2 separate regions of the Homo sapiens genome follow, and region 2 is linked to region 1. Evidence: chromatin loops called from intact Hi-C (ENCODE). Cell type or tissue: B cell. All regions are shown on one strand. Each heading gives the region's core, and the rest is flanking DNA. Links, peaks and the distances in the headings are about the cores only.

Region 1 (2,921 bases), core at 176-2,675:
TTGAGACGGAGTCTCTCTCTGTTGCCCAGGCTGGAGTGCAGTGGCGCAATCTCAGTTCACTGCAACCTCTGCCTCCCAGTTTGAAGCGATTCTCCTGGCTCAGCCTCCCGAGTAGCTGGAACCACAGGCATGCACCACCATGCCTGGCTAATTTTTCTATTTTTAGTAGAGATGGGGTTTCACCATGTTGGCCAGGCTGGTCTCGAATTCCTGACCTGAAGTGATCCACCCACCTTGGCCTCCCAAAGTGCTAGGATTACAGGCATGAGCCACCATGCCCGGCCTATTCAACTTTAAAAAGGGAGGAAATTCTGACATATTCTACAACATGGATGAATCTTAAAGACATTACACTAAGTGAAAGAGCCAGACACAAAAGAAAAATATTGTACCATTCCACTTTTTTCAGTTGCTTTAGTATAGTCAAATTCTTAGAGATAGAAAATAAAATAGTGTTTGGTTGGCAGGGGATAGAGAGAGAGGAGAAAGATCAGATTATTGTTTAATGAGTAGAGTTTCAGTGTGGGATGATAAGATCTGTAGCAACATGGTGGCCATGTTTACACAAAAATGTACATGTACTTAATGCCACTGAACTATATACCTAAAAATGATTAAAATGGTAAATTGTGTGTTGTGTGTCTTTTACTATAACTAAAAAATACCCAGATCTATAGACCTTTAGTGTTTTTACTCTTCAGCTAAAGTGAAGTATGAGGGTGGAAGAGAAAGATAAAGTTTGAAGTAGTTAGGTACCATTTGCCCTCCACAAATATAGCTGACATCTATAGCCCCAAATGGATATTACAACCAAGACAGAAATAATAATGTTCCTTCACCATTTGGGAGGGCACCCTCTAGAATAGTATTGGGAATTACATATTTGTAAGGGATTTGAATGTGTTTTTAAAATCTTCTCAGAGCTTATAATATTAGATAATATTATTAGATAAATTATCACAAGGGTCCATCAGCAATACAATGGGGGCAAATATTCAAGCCCATCCTGATCAACGGGTGTAAGTGTTCCTCACTGTGGAAGGGAGGAAAAGAGCCAATACCTTAAGAAAGCACATATAATTACTTAAAGAAAATAAAATACTGTTTAGGCAAGAAACATTCGGGCTGAAATAGTCTTACTCAATGCTGGTTTGGGGAGCCTATAGAGGTTACCTTTACAGCCTACGTGAGAATTGGCAAAAAAAAAAAAAAAAAAATTTTACAGATTTTAAAATATGAATAAGTAAACTTCCAGAGTAAATATTATAAATATACATTTGACTGTTTCATCTACAGCCTTAAAAGTGTATACATTAAAATAAACTGATATTTCAGGTTGCCTTTTGTTTCGGTAAACAGAAAATTTTCTTTTTATGGAAGAAAATGGCAATAACAAGCAAGTATGGCTGAATCAGTAATGAGAAATAAAAAGAGGGAAGCTAGGAAATTTAACATAGATTTAGTAATCAGAATATGCATTCTTCAAATTGTAAGCACTGACTATTGTTTTAAACAAGCCTCTTGAAGAACACTTTAACAAACAATAGAGTAAGTGGTTATGTCAGAGGTGCTGGAACCAGAGCAACTCCATCTTGAATAGCGCTGGGTAAAATGAGGCTGAGACCTACTGGGCTGCATTTCCAGATGGTTAAGGCATTCTAAGTCACAGGATGAGACACGATGTTGGCACAAGATACAGGTCATAAAGACCTTGCTGATAAAATGGTTGCAGTAAAGAAGCCAGCCAAAACCCACCAAAACCAAGATGGCAACGAGAGTGACCTCTGGTCGTCCTCACTGCTACACTCCCACCAGCGCCATGACAGTTTACAAATGCCACAGTAACATCAGGAAGTTACCCTATATGGTCTAAAAAGGGGAGGCATGAATAATCCACCCCTTATTTAGCATATAATCAAAAAATAACTATAAAAATGGGCAACCAGTAGCCCTCAGGACTGCTCTATCTATGGAGTAGCCATTCTTTTATTCTTTTACTTTCCTAATAAACTTGCTTTCATTTTACTCTATGGATTCGCTCAAATTTTTCTTGTGCGAGGTCCAAGAACCCTCTCTTGGCATCTGGATCAGGACCTCTTTCCGGTAACAGTTATATTGTGAAGAGCATCAATACAAACTTATAAGAGGGATTTTTTTTTTTAACTTAACGTTACACAAATGACACTTGAGATAAGAATAAAATTTTGAGTGACAGTACAGATTCAAAAATTGCTGTATCTCAAACAACCTAGTTAGAAATGAAGATATATTTGGAAAGCTGTGTTAAACGATCAAAAAGTGATTCTAGTGATAATGTAGATACTGACATTAAATATGCACTGAAGAATTCAAATAAAATTATATAATTAAATATGAGAATAGGCAAAAAAAATTTAACATCTCACAGGTTTTCAAATTGAATGTTTAACTAAACTTACAAAGTAAATATCGTAAGTATACATTTGACCATTTCATCTATAGCCTTCAAAGTTTATATATGAACTGGTATTTCAGGTTGCCTTTTATTTGGGTACATAGAAAATTATCTTTTAATAGAAGAAAACAGAACAAGGGAATTTTTATGAATATTCAGTAATCTTTCCAATTTGATTCATATAACTGAATATGTATGCTGTTTGGCGTTAAGCACTGACAGATATGAGAGGGACTGGCAAATATAGAAAGTACCAACGTCAACGGAGCACACCAGATTCCATGTGACCTCTTTCCAGAGGCAACCAGGCATCATTCACATATTCCAAAAACATCTGTTCTCTGGTACACTGCCCAGGGCCCTCTATCATGGTGAATCCTCCAGGGTCACATAAATAAAACCAGCACAGCACCTTGCCCAACAGAGGAAGCCACCAGCATTTGCATGAGGGACAAAGTGAGGAAATGTCTAAGGGAGGCAAGGGCAG
Region 2 (2,921 bases), core at 220-2,719, 1.9 Mb after region 1:
ATGTTACAGAGTGATGTCCAAGCCGAGAACTGAGGGACATGTGGGTGTTGTCCACACAATGAAGGACACGGGGTACTAAGTAGAGGGAACAGCTTGTGGGAAGGCTCAGACTGGAGTCAGACCATACATCCCTTGTTTGTGAGGGCTGCAGGTGTTAAGCACAGTGGAAGAGGAGAGAGCAGGTGGGAACTGATAACATGTGAGGCCAGGGGCCTACACGGGGTCAGCTCATGATGAGACTGTGTGCCATGTTAAAGAGAGTATGTGGTAAGGCGCCCTGGCCCAGTGCAAGCATGGGCTGGCTTCCCACTGCAGTCAGCAAATCAATTACGCCCTCCACCGACTTTCGCCTTGTGTATTTAGAATGCATGGAGTTAGCCTGCCAAACATCTGCTCTCGCTATTAAGCATGCCATGGTAACCATTGCACTCCCGTGCGTCAGCGCCACCAGGATTGGTAATAATCACAAGTGTCAAAAACGAGAAAGAATGGAGAAGGAAAGCTGTGCAAAATCCAGCGGCAAGATGATTGGGCTGGCAGCTCCACTCCAGGGCCCCCGCCAGCTGCACCTTCTGCTGCCCCTGTTGGGGGCAGGGGAATTGATGCCGCTCTGGCCTCCTCTTGCCCCTTCTGTTGATCCCTTTCCCTGTATTATTCATCCACTGCTTCCACCGACATTGGAAAATGTGCCGTGCCTTTGCCAGAACAACATATGTGCCCCTGCGTCATTGTGTGTGATAGATAAACCCGCCAACAGCTCACCAGACCCAGGGGGCCTCTGGGTGAAGACCCCGCATTGACACAGGCAGGCAGCATGGTGTCCTGGCAGAGGTGCAGCTCTGAAGGCAAACAGACCTGGCTTAGGATTTCAGCCGCGCAACTGCACAGCCTTAAGACCTTGGGCAAAACTCTCACCCTCTCTCAACCCTACTTGCCTCATTTGTGAAATAAGAGGAGGAACACTTACCTCAGGACTGTTCGGGGGCTTAGAGATAATGAATGGGAGATGGCACAGCACCTTTCACAGAAGCAGAGTTCAAGGTTAGCTAGTATGATATTTTTTAAATTGAGCTCTCAAAAAAATGCTAGGCACAATGCTGAGATCTTTATTCAAATTATCGAATCGAATATATATATAAATATTATATATAAGTCTAGTTCTGCTGCTAGAGCCACATATAATAAAATAAGCCTGTTTCCTCTTCCAAACCAAAGCCCTTCAGAAAAGCAGGGCGGGCTCCCATAGCCCTCGAATCCTCTTTTCCCCAGGAAAAGGGTCCTGAGTCCCTGAGCAGGGCTCATGCAGCCTGGTTCTCACACAGCCACTCCCCGCAGGGCACCCTCCACGCTGGCCAGTGTCTCTCTCAGAGATGATGCCCAGGTGGGCTTTATGTCTTTCCTTCCAGCCCTAGGAGTCACTGCATTTCGGGGCGCACACGGAGGACCTGGGCCTGGAGCTGTCAGGGCTGGTGCCTTCATCCGGCACACACCCCATCGTTTTTCCTTCTGTCCCTGGACGCCGCCTCCCAGCCGAGAGCGCGGTAACATGGGCTCCAGCGCCCTCTAGTGGAAGGCGAAGGAAATCTGCGGTCAAGGAGCTCAGGATCAGCGTGGGAAGAGGGAGGAAGAGAGAAAGTGGCTGATTATCTGCGTGAAAATCATAATTATTAAAAATGCCCGCCCAATCCACCCCCGTAGCTGCCGTTAGTTTGTGTCTGGATTGAATGTCAGTCTCGCCAGGTTAGTGTGAGATGGGTGACTTCCCAGAGGACTGCTATTTCTAAAGTCAGTCAGGAAAGAGGCAAGGGTGTCCTCACCTCCCATGCTTTTAATTAAACCTCATTATCCACCTCCCCACCAGCGTTCCTTCAGCTATGCTAAGAATATAAGGAGAAGGCATATTTGAACATATCGGGGCCCAAGCATCAAAAGTAGAGTGATCCCGTTTGGCACAGCTGCCCCATAGGCTCTTGGGGGGGATGGCAGGAAGGGGTATGATGAGCAGGAAGAGAACACCCGAGGCAGTAGTGGGGGATTACTGGGAACAACATGAGGTTAGATAGCAACTTGAGTTGGCGCTCGGGGTTACTGAAATACCCACCACTGGCCCCATCCTCCTGCCTTATGCAAATGAGTGGCTTCTTTCTCTACCAATAACTTTCTGGGGGTCATTGGGCAAGTCGTTTCACCTCCTGGGCAAGGTAGTGTCAGAGGTCCTCCATTCAGTTGTAATATTCAGTGAATATTCAATGAGCTCTAACATCAGATGGTCACCAAATCAATTTCAGCCATCTAGCAGACTGCTGCCAGACTGGGCCACAGGTCTACTGCACTGTTTTTTGTTTTGTTTTGTTTTTGTTTGTTTGTTTGTTTGTTTGTTTTAGACAGAGACTTGCTCTGTCTCCCAGGCTGGAGTGCAACCTCCACCTCCCAGGTTCAAATGATTCTCCTGCCTCAGCCTCCCAAGTAGCTGGGATTACAGGTGCCTGCCACCAGGCCCAGCTAATTTTTGTATTTTTTAGTAGAGACGGGGTTTCGCCATGTTGGCCAGGCTGGTCTTGAACTCCTGACTTCAAGTGATCACTCGCCTCGGCCTCCCAAAGTGCTAGGAAAACATAGAACTAGAACTATCATCAAATATCTGATGTAGCATTGACGCCATGGTTTTCTTCCTTCATGGTAACAGGGCGGTCTTCAACAAGCCAAAAATGAAGAAAAACATGGAGGTTTTTTTTTTATTGCCTTCATTTAGTATCTTTACAATCAAAGGAGTTTACATGCAGGAATCAGACTCAGAAATTACACTGTCTTATCCCTCATATGCAGGGTTATATAATAACAGCTTTCCCAGATTAAAATTCTTCAATGGTTTCAAAATTTCATAAGCGTATCATTGAGAGGTGACAGCGTGCTGGCAGTCC

The links. Hi-C counts contacts between places; a loop is a spot of excess contacts. Peaks named below come from ENCODE experiments on the same cell type or tissue, not always from the same donor. Only the 100,000 strongest peaks of a DNase experiment are listed, where the experiment ranks them.
Region 2: a loop joins it to region 1, with 11 times the contacts of the local background. A loop is called at or near these places in 57 of 110 quality-filtered maps.

What each region holds. Positions count from the first base shown.
Region 1 is chr1:61,865,870-61,868,790 of GRCh38, reverse strand. All of the region lies in intron 20 of PATJ (PATJ crumbs cell polarity complex component), which reads right to left. Among named protein-coding and RNA genes, the nearest start is that of MIR12132, 21 kb to the right of the region's middle. In B cell, for the core only: no CTCF peak of the experiment used is centred there; no DNase peak of the experiment used is centred there.
Region 2 is chr1:59,970,203-59,973,123 of GRCh38, reverse strand. No RefSeq gene overlaps it. Among named protein-coding and RNA genes, the nearest start is that of CYP2J2, 45 kb to the right of the region's middle. In B cell, for the core only: CTCF peaks have their summits at 1,364 and 1,571 (motif pointing left); a DNase peak (open chromatin) is centred at 1,553.